Linked DNA regions of Homo sapiens: region 1 is linked to region 2. The links are chromatin loops, found by intact Hi-C in ENCODE. Cell type or tissue: endothelial cell of umbilical vein. All regions are shown on one strand. Each heading gives the region's core, and the rest is flanking DNA. Links, peaks and the distances in the headings are about the cores only.

Region 1 (8,095 bases), core at 1,615-6,614, 380 kb before region 2:
AGTGAATGGAGGCTTAAAACCAATGGAAATTACTTATGAATAATTTTAAGGGCTTGTCACCCTTTGACAAAAGAGGGAGATACATGATTCATCTGGCCGGCTAAGTGGGTGGTGATGGCATTGTTGGCAAAGAAATGCAGGAATTAACTGAGGATCAAGAGAAGCTTTGAGCAAGGGGGCAAGAGGGGGGAACTTATAGGCTTGTCCTCAGAAGACATTTGTGGTCGATTTGGGGATTTTAAAGATCAAGTTAGACTCTTGGTCATTTTTGCTCTTTACCTGCTGACAGCCTTGCGAACCATTCAAGGAAGTGCTGGAACATGGCAGAAAGCACAGAAGATAAAATCTTTGCCTTCTGGGCACAGGGTCTGGTGTGGAAGGCAACAAAATCAAATAGCAATCACAAAACCATACAAAAAAGACAGAGATAGGAGTGTGTGCAGAGTTGGGGTAGCACAGAACAGGGAGCTTCTGAAGGTAAGGTCGAGTGTATTAGTCTCCCAGAACTGTAGTAACAAATTCCCACACACTTGCTGGCTTAAAACAACAGAAATTTATTCTCTCACAGTTCTGGAGGCCAGAAGTCTGAAGTCAAGGTGTCAGTAGGGCCATGCTTCCTCCAAAGGCTCTGGGGGAAGACCCTTCCTTTTCTCTTCCAGCTTCTGGTGGTTCCTGGCATCATTCCTTGACTTGTGGCTGCATCACTTTAGTCTCATGGCTCCTTTCCTCCTTCTCCCTGTGCCGCTCCTCTGTGTGTCTCTTACAAGGGCACTTGCCATTGAATTTAGGGCCCACTCAGATTAGGATGATCATATCTCAAGATCTTTAACTTAACTACATTTGCAAGCCTGCCTGCCTGCCTGCCTGCCTGCCTGCCTTCCTTCCTTCCTCCCTGACTGCCTTCCTTCCTTCCTTCTTTCCTTCCTTCCTTCCTTCCTACCTTCCTACCTTCCTTCCTTCTTTCCTTCCTTCCTTCTTTCCTTCCTTCCTTCTTTCCTTCCTTCCTTCCTGCCTGCCTGCCTGCCTGCCTTCTTTCCTTCCTTCCCTCCTTCCTTCCTTCCTTCCTTCCTTCCTTCCTTCCTTCCTTCCTTCCTTCCTTCCTTCCTTCCTTCGTTCCTTGACAGGGTCTCACACTGTCACCCAGGCTGGAGTGCAGTGGCGTGATCTCAGCTCACTGCAACATCTGCCACCGAGGCTCAAGCAATCCTCTTACCTCAGCCTCCGGAGTAGCTGAGACCACAGACATGTGCCACCATGCCTGGCTAACTTTTCTGTATTTTTGTGGAGCTGGGGTTTCACCATTGATGTGGTTTGGTTGTGTTCCCACCCAAATCTCATCTTGAATTGTACCTCCCATAATTACAACATGTTGTGGGAGGGACTGGTGGGAGATAATTTAATCATGACGGTGGTTTCCTCCATACTGTTCTCTTGGTAGTGAATAAGCCTCATGAGAAGCCGTGGTTTTACATGGGGAAACCCCTTTTGCTTGGCTCTCACTTCTCTCTTGTCTGCCACCATGTGAGATGTGCCTTTTGCCTTCTGCCATGATTGTAAGTCCTCTCCAGCCACATGGAACTGTAAATCCATTAAACCTCTTTTTCTTTATAAATGACCTAGTCTCAGGTATGTCTTTATCAGCAGCATGAAAATGGACTAATACAACCATGTTTCCCAGGCTGGTCTTGAACTCCTGGGCTCAAGTGATCCACCCACCTCGGCCTCCCAAAGTGGGTGGATTATAGGTATGATCTATCACACCAGGCCCTACAGGCCCTTTTTATTTTCACATTAACAGGTTCTGGGGTTTAGGATGTAGACGTATCTTTTTAGAGACCACCATTTAACCCCATTACATTAGGGAAGTCTCCTTGGATGCAATAAACAGTTTGTCTAAATCCTGAAGCAATTAGCTAGGTGAAAGGGTAGAGGAAATTATTCCAAAAGGAGGGAGGAGCATGTGCAAAGGTCCTGTTGAAAGAGACTCTGCAGCCATTCATGCATACCATGAGACTTCTGGAGTACAGGGGGAGTGTGTGTAGCATATCGTGGAGTGAGGAAAGGGAGATGTTTTGGGCTAGGGAGGTATGCAAGGCCCATATTCCAGACAGCCTGGGATGACATGATAAAGAGATTGGAGAAACTACTAAAGAATTTTAAACAGGGAGGCAATATGAGCCAATTGGCATTTAGAAAGATCACTTTGGACAATTTGTGGAGGATGGGGTGCAGCAAGTCCAGTGGTGGCGAAGCTAGTTAGCAAAACTTTTGCTCAGTAAATGTGCATTGGCTTGAATCCTCCCTCTCCTTATTTCACAGATTCTATTTTCTTACATTAGCGTGTGATTTTTGCTGGGCTGTTGGATGCTATTTAACATGCTAAGCCAATCTACTTACTTGTAATGCTCATCACTAATAGGAAACAAGATGCTGGCCTCACAAGGTAAACTGGCCTCACTCAGTTGACAAAGTCCCTTGCACTGATGATCAAAGATTGTAAATGGATTAAACAGGTTGACGGTGTCAGTTCCAATTTTTTGAGCTACCAAATCATCTTGTCAACAATTAGCATCTACAAAATATGAAGACGGATACATCACTGTTTCAGAAAAGACTGAGGAATTCTGGGTGTTGCTCTGGATATGACACAGATTTCTCCCTTACCACTGCTTTGTAGTGGCTGCTGAAATTAAGGCTTGAATGCTTTAAGAATACCTATTGAACCTCCTCTAGGTGTCAAGGATATCCAGGATTTAGCAGAGAACCAAACAGCCTGTGCCTTCGAAGAGCTCACAGTCTAGAAAGGGGTGGTGGTACTTCTGTGCTAGAGAAGAGAGGGGGGTTCTGTATATTTCCTAAATGCCCCACCAGAGGGGCTAAAGGGGGAAGGTTGCAGAGTCCTCTGTTTTGGCTTCATGCTGCAGTGCCTGACTCTGCCTTGAAGGTGTCTTGTTCAGTGGTGGGATCACTCTGCTTGTTGGTGACAACCTGGGTATAGAGATGCCTTCTGAGTACATTCCTTAGATGTCCTCCCTGTGCTCCCACTCCCCTGTCCACTCTTTGGGGGTTAGCATCATCACTGTCCATGCCCTCCAATGGGATTAGCTCCCTTCCTGACCCCAGGGATCTCTTACAGCATGGAAGTGCATTTCTCCAGGTCCATTTATTCATCTGTTCATCCTGCAAACATGTACTGGCCGCTGACTGCTTATAATGTCCGGTGCCAGCGCTTGGGATTAATATAGACACAAATTAGACATGAGTCTTGCCTTTAAGATGCTTAACATTCATGTCACCCACTTAAAGCAAGGGTGGACTGTGGGAGGGCTAGTGATAAGCAGGGTGAGATTTCACTGGCAAGAGGCACTGATGCCATTGGAAGGGGCTGGGTTTGTGGGTGTGAGAGTGGTGGGAAATGTAGGGCAGGAAGAGAAAATGGTGAAGCTGCCCTTTGAAGGGTTTGACTAGGTGAGGATGGGTCAGATTCACCCTGACACACCTGGCCAGGGCTGATCCTAGTCTGGAATTAGATGTCTGGGTTCAGAACCCATGCTATCTGTGAGACCATGTGCAAAGGTCCTCACCAGCTAGGCCCCATTACCTCATCTGTGAAATGAGATACACATAGTTCTTCCTTCCTGGTGATTCCCTGGAGATTTGGCCAGCTTCGTATGATGCTTTGGGCACAACCCCCAGCATGGCATCAACTCTTGATCAGTACCAGCTAGCTGCCATTGCTGTTAGCCAATCCGGGGAGAGAAGGGACTTTTCTGACACTGCGAGCTTGGAACAGGCGTCTAGTACCATATATTTAGGAGACTGGAAGGGAAAACTTGACCATTTCTTTGAGTTGTAAACTTGCCTGGTAGCAAGGAGGAGAAAAAGGTGAGCAAGTCCCATGTCTAAAACCCTATTAAAGGCTCTTTATTTTTTCCTGGCTCTAGGGCTGCGTTTTCTACCTGTTGTTATGAAAACATGGCCTAAAATATCTCTAGCCAAGCAGTCCAGAGCCCATGGGAACTGTCAAAACTGGGATTGGAGCATAAATATGAAATGACACGAAGCTTCATGTTCTGTTATTAAACTTCACAGCTAGAATTTTTGAAAGCAAATTATCTTGTAGAAATATTCTTGTTACGTTAAACTGGAAATGAAAATAACTTATTTATTTGCTTAGATCAAATTGTTGCATGCAAAGTTAGGCTGTGTTGTTTTTCCACTGCCAAATGCTTTGACGCATTCCTTTAACCAAACAGTTTAAATGTGAATATTAGTTAAGATGCATCAACCACAGTGGGTTGTCAGCCTCCTAAGGATTGTATCCTTTCAAATGGGTCAATGAATAGAGATTTAAAATAGAAGTCAGATACTTTAATGTTTTTCGCATTCAACCAAGAGAACAATTTGCTTGCAGATAGTAGGGGTATGTTATATGTGATTGATAAATGAGCTTATTTACGGCAATTTGGGCATCCCCTGTATGTGCCGTAGTTTTCAGAAGCACGAGCAGGTGTTATCAGGGCTTGGGATGCACCTTCATGGCCACCAGATGTCACTGTTGAGTCACAGAAGCACAGCCATAGGGGCTGAGAATCTTTGGTGGGGAGGACGTTTAGGAAAACTTTACCTTGCCAAACAGCTCATTCTTTATTTTAAATATCTGCCAAGCCCAGGATCCCAGGGCAAGCTTAGCTGAAGTCAGGAGAGTGCTTTAGAGTATGGAACAAAATTAGGGAAATAGGAAAAAAATGCAGTATTTGCTCTTTCTGTCTTTTGGAGATTCTCCTTGTCGCTCAATCACACTTGTACGCCTGCTCTCTCCCCATTCCCAGCCCAGAGCTAAGCAGTAAATGCACTGAATTGGTTAGACCCTTGCAAAATCGCAGAACACCAGAGCTGGCAGGGCTCACAGGCGTCAGCTAGCACAATGTCTCAACTCAAGTGCAGGGGCGCCAATAGGAGGAGGAGTTGTTCAAAGTCTCTGTTAGCTTTAGGCTGAGGATCTCTCATAAGGATATTAAATAAAGGTATAGCACAGCGGTTCTTAAAAGTGTGGTCCCTGGACCAGCAGAACTAGTATCACACGGGAACTTGTTAGAAATGCACATTCTTGGCCTGCACCCCAGATCTACTGAATCAGAAAGGCTGGGTTGGGGTTTAGCAATCTGTCCTTTAACAAGCCCTCCAGAGGATTCTGATTTGACAGAGGGAAAAGCTCTACTGATAATACGGGTAGGAGAGCTTCAGTTCCTACTTCCGGGTGCCATCAGCATCTCTCCAGGCTCTGGGCTCTGAAGATTATGGTTAATTCACAGCTTCTCATTGGAGCTTGACCTCATCTACACATTCCCTGGGAAAAGTGTCTCCCTTCTAGACATGACTATATTGGGTTGAGGTATCAAGATACTTCTCTTCTATGCTCCCCATTTTTTCCCGGCTCCACCTTCCAGCCATGGAATACAGTTGACTTAGGATGCTCCCTGGTAGCTCCCTTTTGGGCAGGAGCAGCTGGAGCCCTAGTCAACCCTTTCCCCTCCTCTGCTCCCTTATCCCCCTTATACTTCTTCCCCTGTGTCTCGCACTTTTCTATTTCAGGAGGGAGAGCTTAGTGCTATTGAGAATCTACCACGTGCCATGTGTTTCCACATGTTCTTGGAGCTCTCACAACAAACCATGGAAAAGAGAGTTTGACCGTCGCCACTTTTTTTTTTTTTTTTTTTTTTTTTTTCCAGGCCGGGAAACGGCCAAGGTCGCACTGGCAAGGACTTGTGTGCACAGGGAAATTTCAATGGTCCTCCTTCAAGTTAATGGGGCTTTACTTTCCTCCCAGGCTCTCTCTGCATTTTTAATGAGACTGCAAGTCCCAAGAGGGAAGCCAAGTAAGCATTTCAGATTCCTCTGCCTGGATCTGAGGGCAGAGACTTCTAGGGGGTTGGGAGGTAGAAGAAGGGAATCCCTGTGATTCCCCACAAGGTGCGTTCCCAAGAAAGAGTGCCTCTTCTGTGCTTGGAAAATGGTTAGATCCTGAGCGTGGTCTCCCACAGAAAGAAGTATTCCTTAGCTTTCGACATCACTTATGTTGTCATTTTCCAGCTACTTTTAGGACTGCCCATTTCCTATATTATGTGTTCTTCTAAGGTTTAACCTCAAGTTAGTGTAATCAAAGATTTTTTTCTGCTACATCAGGTTAGATTGGCTTTGCAAATTCTGGCATCCTCCTGTTTCCTCTTGTTTGAATATATGTTAAAAAAAAAACCATAAAAACAACAAAACAAAATAACAAAAAAAAACTATTTATCTTATTTTGGTACTCTAGTTTTTAGGAAAGGCCTGATCCTAATCATGTTTGGATGCACACTAGGAAAATACTACTTAACCTTTTTCTTGCCTTTTTAATGTCTGCTGTTCCTTTTCTTGTAGCAAGTGATACAGAGGAATTGCAGTGAAGTTACCATGAAGATAAAGGTAAACCCACACAAATGACCTCCAGCATCTTCTGTCTTTAGCTTTTCCTTCCTAGCCGACACATCTTTTGAGTTTTAGAACATTTACGTTGTTTTATACTCCATCTCATTTTGAGGCTTTCCTCTTTCTTTCCAGGCTAGTTCTTTGTGATATAAGACTTAATTCTGCTTTTTTGTTTCTGATTGAGAATTTCATTTCCTTTTATGCTTAGGCGTTTGCTCAGCCTAACTTACCAGTGTGGTTTATTCTGCTGAGAAAAACTGAGAACTCATGAGAATGCTGTTCTTCTTTCCTTTTCTTTCTCAGTATTCAAGCGTGGGCTTGGGAGTCAGGCATTCCTGGGTTCAGATCTTGGCTTTTCTTCTTACTAGGTTGTGTAAACTTAGATGAGTAACTTCATCTCTGTCAGTCTCAGACAAACTGAGCCAGGCTCAGACATGCAGATTCAGATCACTGGGCCACCAGGTCCTAGTGATGCCCCAGAGAGGCTGCTGGGCTTTGTTGTGGGTGACCTAAAGAGGTGCAAACCCAAAAGTATCTGAGACAGGTCTCAATCCACTTAGAATGTTTATTTTGCCAAGATTAAGGACACACCCATGACACGGCCTCAGGAGGTCCTGCTGACATGTGGCCAAGGTGGTCAGGACACAGCTTGGTTTTATACATTTTATGGAGACGTGAGACATCAATCAAGTACATTTAAGATATACATTGGTTCGATCTAGAAGGGTGGGACACCTTGAAGTGGAGGTGGAGGAGAGGGTTCCAGGTTATAGGTAGATTTTAAAATTTCCAGATTGACAATTGGTTGGAAGAGTTATTATCAATAGAAAAGGAATATCTGGGTTACATAAGAGGTTGTGGAGAGCAAAGTTTTCTCATGTACATGAAGCCTCCAGGTAGCAGGCTTCAGAGAGAACAGATTGTAAATGTTTCTTATCAGACTTAAGGTCTATGTTGATGTTAAATAATGGTCGGTTTTTCCTGAATTCCAAAAGGGAGGAGGGCATCATGAGGCCTGCCCCATCCCCACTACCCCCACTTGCCGTCATTGCCTGGACCAGTTTTTCAGGTTAACTTTGGAGCACCCTGGCCTAGAGGAGGGTGTCAATTCAGATGGTTGAGGGGGGCTTAGAATTTTATTTTTGGTTTACAGAGGGTGGGCTCGGCCCTTCTCCAGGAAGCTGGCATCTGAGAGGTTGAGGGCCATGGCCCTAGGGTGCATTTGAAGGGATGGTAACCATGTGCAGAAACACTGCCTCTTTAGTGTCAGATTCTTCCTGGACCTAGCCATTTTCTTCCTTTCTAGTTCTCCATCATGGATCCCATTAAGTCCCCATCCTCCCCAGCCCCCTCTCTATCTATTTCTCCCCCCAGCAGTTGCTTAAATGTGGTACCCTGATGGGCAGGAAAGCAATTGATTAGACTTGAGGTGACTTGAGTTGTGTTCAGCAAAAATCCTCACTCTTTTGACTGACTTCAAGTGGCGTCATGACAAAATCAACCTGAAAAGACATAATTAATACCCTATACCCTTTTATTCCAAGTTCCTTTCGGTTGGAAAGTACTGCCAGCTAAAATCATTGTGGTGAGTCTTGCCTTTCTTCTCACCAGCCTGTACATTTGAATG
Region 2 (8,095 bases), core at 1,575-6,574:
CATGTCATATTGTAATCCCTAATGTTGGAGGTGAAGCCCAGTGGGAGGTGATTAGATCAGAGGGCGGATTTCTCCTTGCTTTAATCGTGATAGTGAGTTCTCACAAGACATGGTTATGTGAAAGTGTATAGCACTTCCCCCTTTGCGCCCCCTCTCTCTCCTGCTTGCTGTGTGAAGACGTGCCTCCTTCGCCTTCCCCTTCTGCCACGATTGTAAGTTTCCTGAGGCCTTTGCAGCCATACTTCCTCTACAGCATGCAGAAGCAAGCCAATTAGACCTCCTGTCTTTATAAATTACCCAGTCCCAGGCAGTTCTTTATAGCAATGCAAGAATGGACTAAATCCTATTCAGATAATCCAAGAGACATTTAGGTGGATAACTTGACAGGCTTTGATGGTGGCTGGGTATGGAGATGGCAGGGCCAGAGAGAGGTGAAGGAGGCCTGCTTGAGTTCTGACTCTTCCAATTGGCAGGAAGAGTCAAACAAGGAGACCAGGTGTTTGACATTGTAAACAGGGTCGGTCTGAGGGCTTCTCTATGTGGGAGTGTAATTCAGGCTGCAGAACGTTCCTGGGAGAGGCACCTAAGGCCTGCATTACAGTATTGCCAGCAGATCCAGTCCATGCCTGCATCTAGGATGGGCACCGTGGGGGCCTGGAAATGCCCTTGAATAAAGTGACCGACGTGCAGCCTGTACAATTAACCAATCTCTGAGACTTTTCATGCACAAGATATTTGAGAGAAACATTGCCAAGCCCTTTAATCGTTTCTTGAACATTCAATCAGCAGCACTGGAAATATGTCTTACATGAAGCAAATAATGATCTTCTACCCTCAGCAATCGCTTTGCCAATGCTAACAAGCCTCTGCTTCAGCATGTTGGGTGTAGCCTTGGTGACTTCTGTTTGTGGTGTAGTAGGAGAATATTCAACTGGGTGCCAGGCAGTGGTATATTGGTAAATGTTTAACAACTGGGCCACTCTAAAGAAACACCCAAACCAGAAAGCAAAACCCAAACCAAGACACAACCAAGTAATTTGTAGCTCTTGCCAATTTCTGTGATGTAAATACTCCCGTCATGGGCAATTTGAATCTGCCAACCTGAGAGTTTCCTAAAAACTTAACAAGGGGCTCTTGCTACCTGATACTAACTGGCTCCAGCACACCATGGACCTGGATCCTGTTTCTAGCTCACCCCCTCACTCGTGGTATGACCTTCAGCAAGCAGCTTGAATGTTTTCATCTGTAAAATGGACCAGGTTACTTGGAGGTTCAAGTGAGTAAAAAGATGTTAGAATGCAGGGAAGTCCAATTTGCTGCAAAGATGCATGCAGATTATCTAAATCATTATCACTTACAAGGAAACAGGACCTTTGGCCAGGATCCTACAGCTGTCTAATTGGGCCCTGTAAAAATACTTTGATTCAGCCACTGAATGAAGTTTGATGTGTGAGAAACAGAGGGTGTACCTCTGCTTCCTGCAGTTCTGCATGTTTTTGCAGTAAGAAAGATTATTGCGTTCTGTGGCAGTATTGATTCCGAACGTGTCTATCTTGTTTTTCTGCTTTCCCTTCTTTTCTTCCTTTTCTCAACAAAGATATTTAGTGAGTGCTGTATGCCAGGCACTCACCTAGGTACTTTATCCTCAGAAGCTGAGGTCTGTACAGTTACTGTGCCTTTTTTTTTTTTTTTTTTTTGAGACGGAGTCTGGCTCTGTCACCCAGGCTGGAGGGCAGTGGCGCGATCTCGGCTCACTGCAAGCTCCGCCTCCCGGGTTCACGCCGTTCTCCTGCCTCAGCCTCCTGAGTAGCTGGGGCTACAGGCGCCCGCCACAGCGCCCGGCTAATTTTTTTTTTTTTGTATTTTTAGTAGAGACGGGTTTTCACCGTGTTAGCCAGGATGGTCTCGATCTCCTGACCTCGTGATCCGCCAGCCTCAGCCTCCCAAAGTGCTGGGATTATAGGCGTGAGCCACAGCGCCCGGCCTATCGTGCCCTTTCAACAGATGAAGAAACTGGTGAGTTTAAGGAACTGACCCAAGATCACAGAATAATAAGTGGTGAGCTGGGATTTGCACCTGGGTCTGTGCGTGGGCGAGTCCACCTGGGGCCCGTGTCTTCACTCAGCGAGTATTTATTGAGCATTTAGGGAATTCAGAGGTAAACGAGATGAACTGAATCCCTGTCTCATGGAGCTTACAGTTTTGTGGGAACAGCAGATAAAAACAAGTAAGTACTTGAAATAATTACAAATGTGGTAATTGTTACAATAGGAAGCAGTAGAGGCTGAAATCCATTGAAGGGAGAAGAGGCTGCTGTGCCTTCCTTTGCTCCTTTGCTTCCTTTCATCTGCCTTGCCTCCCTCTTTCTGCTGTCTTTCTTTCTTTCTTCCCTTAAATGTTACCTACCAACTATGAAGAACGCTGCAAACCTGGGAACCCAGAGGTGAACACGACAGTCCAGGCCTTCACTAGGAAATGTGCTGGAGCAGAATTAGAGCCTGGGGCTGGCCTGGACCCAGAGCTGCTGGTGCCTTGGACTGCTTAGGGACTGCTGAGCAGACCTCCTAGCCCTTTAGAAGTGAGCTTGAATCCCTGCCCAGCCATTTACACACTGTGTTGCCTCAGATAATTGACTTCATTTCCCTCCTTTTCTGTTTTCCCCTGTATTAAAACAACTGAAAAGGAATATCTATGCTTGCCCTGCAGGATTTTTGTGAGAATTAAATAAGTGTATGTTAATGATGTCATCCTATGCTTAAGAAATGTTGGTTGTATTACTTTTCACCCTATGCTCCAAGGAATTTTATGGTCTGAAGGTGTCATGGGGTCTTGGCTTTCAGGATGTGACTCACTTAAGGGGGGAAATGACTGTGCATGTCATAATGCGTGGACATTAAAAAAAATAAAGTTTGCTCCCCAGGGAGGATTTGCCAATTCCCATATTAGTAGGTCCCCCAAGATTGTTCCCCTCGGGATTCATGCCTCATAAAATCATTTGATCTGGTGGGATCTCATCTTCTTAATGTGTCTGCCCATCATCTGTTCCTGGGAGGCTTTATTAGGGCAGTGTGTGCGTGTGTGCGTTTGTGTGCATGCACGCACCAGTGCCATGAGTACTTGTTTAAAGTACCTCCATGTAACCACAATTCACTGTAGTTGCTATGCACTAGTTACCCATGTTATCTGGAATCCTTCCTGCAACCCTTAGAGGCGACTCTTATTCCCAATTTTATATACGATGAGAAGAAGTTTTGAGTGGTGGAGTCATTTGCTCAAGGCCACACAGTCACTGAGAACTGGGACCAGGGTTTGGACCCATGCGTCTTTATTCCTGTGCATATTTATTTTCCTCTATGTTGCACTAGTATATAAAAGTTGCCTTTCCCACTCCCCTCATTATATAAAAATTCTTTCCTTTGTCTATTTTGTTCTCTACCTCCCTTAAAGTCAAGATAGCTGCCTGGGATGACTACTTTTTTGAGTTCCTAGTCTCTCAAAGTGGGTCTGGGCCCTGGACTTCCTGTCTGGGCTACTGATTGCAACCTTCAGAACAGGGTCAGCCCGGGGTCATTTGTGTTCTTTGTCTCCATGTCCTTGCTTTTGACCAGGGCCAAACAACCCACCTGCACTGCATGGTTCCCCCAGCAAGAACATCCCAGTGAGAATGGCCCACAGATGCCTGGGCGTGACCCACCTGCAGCTTCAACCATGCAGGTAAATTTGCCTGCTGCTGTGTCGTGTGGCTGGATGGAATTCTTCCCTAGGGATGCTAAGAAACCCTGTTGCCTAAGTCAGTGCTTCCTGCAAGCTACTCTTTGTAATTCTTTCCCCAAACAAAAAGAAAACAAGAAATATACAGTCTGTAGCTATATAGAGACACCTGGATCTATATTGTGTGGCAATTGGATTGAATGTAACTTGAAGTTTATTTTTGTCTTACCAGACTAGTGTTTTTTCCTGTTAATTTAAGTGCTTTAGTGAGGGTTGCCATTGATTGAGCAAACATGTGTTGAGTGCTTATTATGTACCCAGCTCCATTTTCCGTACTAGCCACAGAGCAGCGAGAGCATGGCCTTTGCCCTCCAATCCTGTTCTGGTGGACAGACACTCTCTCCCTTGACAGGGTCCTCACCACTGTGTGCACCGTCCCGCCACCTGGTGGCCGTGCCTATCTGTGCATTCCCTATTTGGTTAACTCATTCACTTAACAAATATTTACTGGGGGAAGACAATATCTCAAGCACAATTCTCAGCATTGAGGGAGGCAGCAGTGATTAAGAAAGACAAGATTGCCTGCCCCCGTGGAGTTTGTGTTCTGATAGCAGAGAAAGACAGGAAACAAGAAAAATAAATAAATATGGTAGTTTTGCGTAGTGATAGTGCTATAGAAAAACGTTCAAATGGGGTAGAGTGATAGACAGTGTTGTTCTGAGCTTGTCCACCACACCCTCTTGGGACAGAGGATTCTTTGTTCTGATGGAATGGCCTTTCTATAGCATAGAGATGAAATGTGCTACCGTTTGTGAAAGGAAGTTAGTAATACATACATGGCATTTTTGTCTTCACTGATAAAGTGTTGTTGGTCAACTTTTGTCAACTCTCTACTTTTTGTTTGTGTTGAAATTTTACTGTTGGGAATTTACGAATATGGCAACTAATGATTTAAACCAGGGGTAGGTATCCTTTTTCTGTAATGAGCCATCTAGTAAATAGCTGGTTTCTCTTGAAACTGTTCAATTCTATCCGTGTAGCATTAAAGCAGCCACAGCCGATATGTAAATGAATGGGCAGGGTAATAAAATGTTATTTACAAACACAAGCAGAGCTAGATTGGTCCTTCAGGCTGCCATTTGCCAACCACTAATCTAAACCAGTAGCTGCCTTACCAGTTGGTCAAACTTGTTTAAGACAGGGATAGGGCAGAGGCCAGCGAGGGGAACCAGGCATTCTCTTTGGCCTCAGTTGCCATGAAAATCATGGTACTTCTTTAGGGTCACATATCACTAGATTATTTGCATTAACTTTTATCAAGGTAAAGATGCTAATAGTCAACTATGGAACATAATTCTCAGAGTAGATCTAACATAGGAATAATTTAGCTTTGTAATATTTATCTGGACTACAATTTTTAAGGCACTTTTGCTACCCAAAAGTATCTTGGGGTTAAACACGCTCTTGGATTGAATTCCTCTAAATAAATAGAGACACAGAATTGGGTTCAGGGGGTTAAGTTGGTAAATGATCTCAAGGTCCATAAGTGAGCGAGTGGGGAGAGTGAGACCAAGAAGAAGGAAAGCCAGCAAGCCAACAGTGAATGTGTCATTGAGGTGGTCACAGTCATGGGAAACTGGCTTCTTGCTGCTGGGTCTCTACAAAAGCACTGTGTAAAGCTCATTTCCGAATGGTCCCTCCACAGAATAGGTGGCTGAGGGTGTATTCACTCGCCCTTATCTTCTGCTGGTCAGGGGTGACCCCTGCCGTCATTAACTTCTCTGTGCTTCCCTGCTGAGCCTTTGCTGTCATGGGGAGCAGTCATGACTTTGGAAGCATCATAGCAGAAAAAATGGAAAGGTATGGCAAGTTGTTGGACTGTCAGGATATGCCCTGGGTAGGGTATGAATATATGTGATTTCTCTTGCCACCATTACATGTTACTGGAAACTTCCTCAGTAGAGCTAATGGTAACAGAAAGAATTATGGTAGTGGTAATTTTTAAAACCTTCTGAATTTGGTTAAGCACCCTCCTGCAGATATTCTCTTTCCCACTAGATGGTACCAGTATGCCAAAGCCCTAGAATGCTACCTTAGGGCCTCGTCTTTGACATGTGATATATTCTCATTACTTTTCAACAATGAATGAATAAGCCAGTTGAGGTCAAAGGAATCAACTATGGATGTTTTAGGGACAGGAGATGGGAGAAAAGTGGAGGCTGTCTAAACAGTTACCCTCATTCACGCATTCAGTCATTTATCAACAAATATTACTCAGCACTGACTGAGTGCTCAACACTTTTCTAGGCACTGGGAATACAGAAATGAGTAAGACAGGCCAAGTCCCTGCTCTGGTGAGCTTATGTACTGGCTGGGAGAGAGACAATAAAAAAATGAACAGGTAGGTATGTGATGTCTGCAGGAGGGTGATGAGTGCCATGAAGAATGAGAAAGCAGGCGAGGGGGTAGATAGCGACAGGCAGAGGTCATGGCGCTTGCCTTCGCTGTTGGCTGTAGGGTGAGAGATTATTTTCATCTGCTTCCCAAACCCAGTTCTTCCATTCACCAACTCCTTATGACACCCCTATGCGGTTTATTTTTGAAATGAAACTAACAGCTCATGGAGGGCAAAAAAAAAAAAAAAAAAAAAGTGGTGCTTGGCAAATGTGTGTTCACTAGTCGGGGCCCACTGCAGCCTAACACCTAACTCATTGGACTGCTTGTTGGCTGATTTAATTTGTCTGGAATATTTCTGAATTACTATTGTTGTTGACACACAATAGAGTTGCATTTAACTCAGAGGTTAGACTATAAGGTCAGGGTTTTAGGCAAACACAGTTGTCATTAGCCTTGAACTCTTTTAAGTTGCCCATTAAAGTACAGTAGGCGTGGTTTAGTCTATGCATCCCCGTATTGTAATCAATAGGGAACAATGTATAATGCACGCAGTAATGTACAGGGCATAATAAAGAATATATGCAAGATATAATTTTATAGCATTTAATTGCAGTATTTACATTGTTCTTTTTCTCTCTCTCTTTGGTGGGAGAGCTGGCTTTCCATTAGTTAAATGTGCATATGATGAGACTTGACTATATTCATTTAAGCCACATTCCTAATCATACAATCTCCACCAGACTGTGCATTACGTAAGGCAAGACCTGTTTTCTCTGTTGTGTTCTGTTTATCTTTGGATTCCCACTACCAGTCAGATGCTTTGGGGTGGGGGAATTGAGGAATAATAATAGTAGAAGTGGCAGTAATAGTAGCTGATATCAGTGTGGTGCTGATTTTGAACCAGGCCTGGTGTGAGTGCTTCAGATGCATTAATCAGCACATGTAATCCTCATAGTGACTCTATAAAATATCTTCTATGGTTTTAATCCCATTTCATAGGTGGGGAAACTTCAGGAGAACTTAGTAAAAGAACCTAATAAAGCTTTAGGACTCTAGGGCTGAGATTCAAACTCAAGACAATTCCAGACACACAAGACCACATGTTGTATGATTCTATGAAATGGAACAAACTGTCCAGAAAAGTCAAATCCAGAGACAGAAAGCAGATTAGAAGATGTCTAGGGCTGGGGGCAGGAGGAAATGGGGAGTTACTGCTAATGGGTATAGAATTGCTTTGGGGAAGATGTAAATGCTCTGGAGCTAGATAGTGGTGGTGATTACATTAGCTCTCTGTAAATAAACCCCAAACCTGGGAATCATATATCTTAACCGGCTAAGCTTTATAGTATGTTACACATGTCTAAATAAAACTGGTATTGAATAGGAAAACAAGCAAACCTTGGGCAGGTCAGCCTCAGGGCTCCTGTTTGTTCATGAGCACACACCACCTGTCTTACAGTTGTTCACCACCTGCTGGTGATACTCTACTTGCTTTACTTATATTAACACTGCGACTCCTCAAAAGATCCCCATTGTCCACCCTACTGAGATCAGAAAGCGGAAGCAGAACGATGTTGAGAAACTTGGGGCTGGCAAGTGGTAGTTTCAGGATTAAGACCCAGGCTGTTTGGGTCTAATTCCTTCTGGCTACACTGGTTCTTACATGTGTTTCATTCATTAAAAGCAACCTGTGTTATTTGGAACTGCAGGTCACCTTGGCCTATTGGAAATAAAGCAAGGGTTCTTCACGTTTGTTTTGCTGATTTGTAAAGTGAATTAAGAACCATCTTTTGCCTCACTGGTTATTATTCTCATAGTAGCCTACCCTGGTGTAGAGTTCTGGCTGCAAAGCTCTCAGAGACTGAAGAAAAGGAGATGGTTTAGTGTTACTGACTTTTTTTAAGACAGGGTCTTTCTCTGTTGCCCAGGCTGGATTGCAGTGGTGCAATCATAGCTAACTGCAGCCTTGACCACCTGAGCTCAAGCA

What was found. A loop is a pair of places that touch in the nucleus more often than their neighbours do. Peaks named below come from ENCODE experiments on the same cell type or tissue, not always from the same donor. Only the 100,000 strongest peaks of a DNase experiment are listed, where the experiment ranks them.
Region 1: a loop joins it to region 2, with 6 times the contacts of the local background. A loop is called at or near these places in 19 of 110 quality-filtered maps.

What each region holds. Positions count from the first base shown.
Region 1 is chr16:82,259,150-82,267,244 of GRCh38, forward strand. No RefSeq gene overlaps it. Among named protein-coding and RNA genes, the nearest start is that of MPHOSPH6, 93 kb to the left of the region's middle. RefSeq lists an enhancer at 951-1,450. In endothelial cell of umbilical vein, for the core only: a CTCF peak has its summit at 4,545 (motif pointing right); a DNase peak (open chromatin) is centred at 4,562; H3K27me3 peaks cover 915 bases.
Region 2 is chr16:82,635,752-82,643,846 of GRCh38, forward strand. All of the region lies in intron 1 of CDH13 (cadherin 13), which reads left to right. Among named protein-coding and RNA genes, the nearest start is that of CDH13, 13 kb to the left of the region's middle. In endothelial cell of umbilical vein, for the core only: CTCF peaks have their summits at 4,158 (motif pointing left) and 5,739 (motif pointing right); DNase peaks (open chromatin) are centred at 2,800, 4,160 and 5,800; H3K27ac peaks cover 3,413 bases.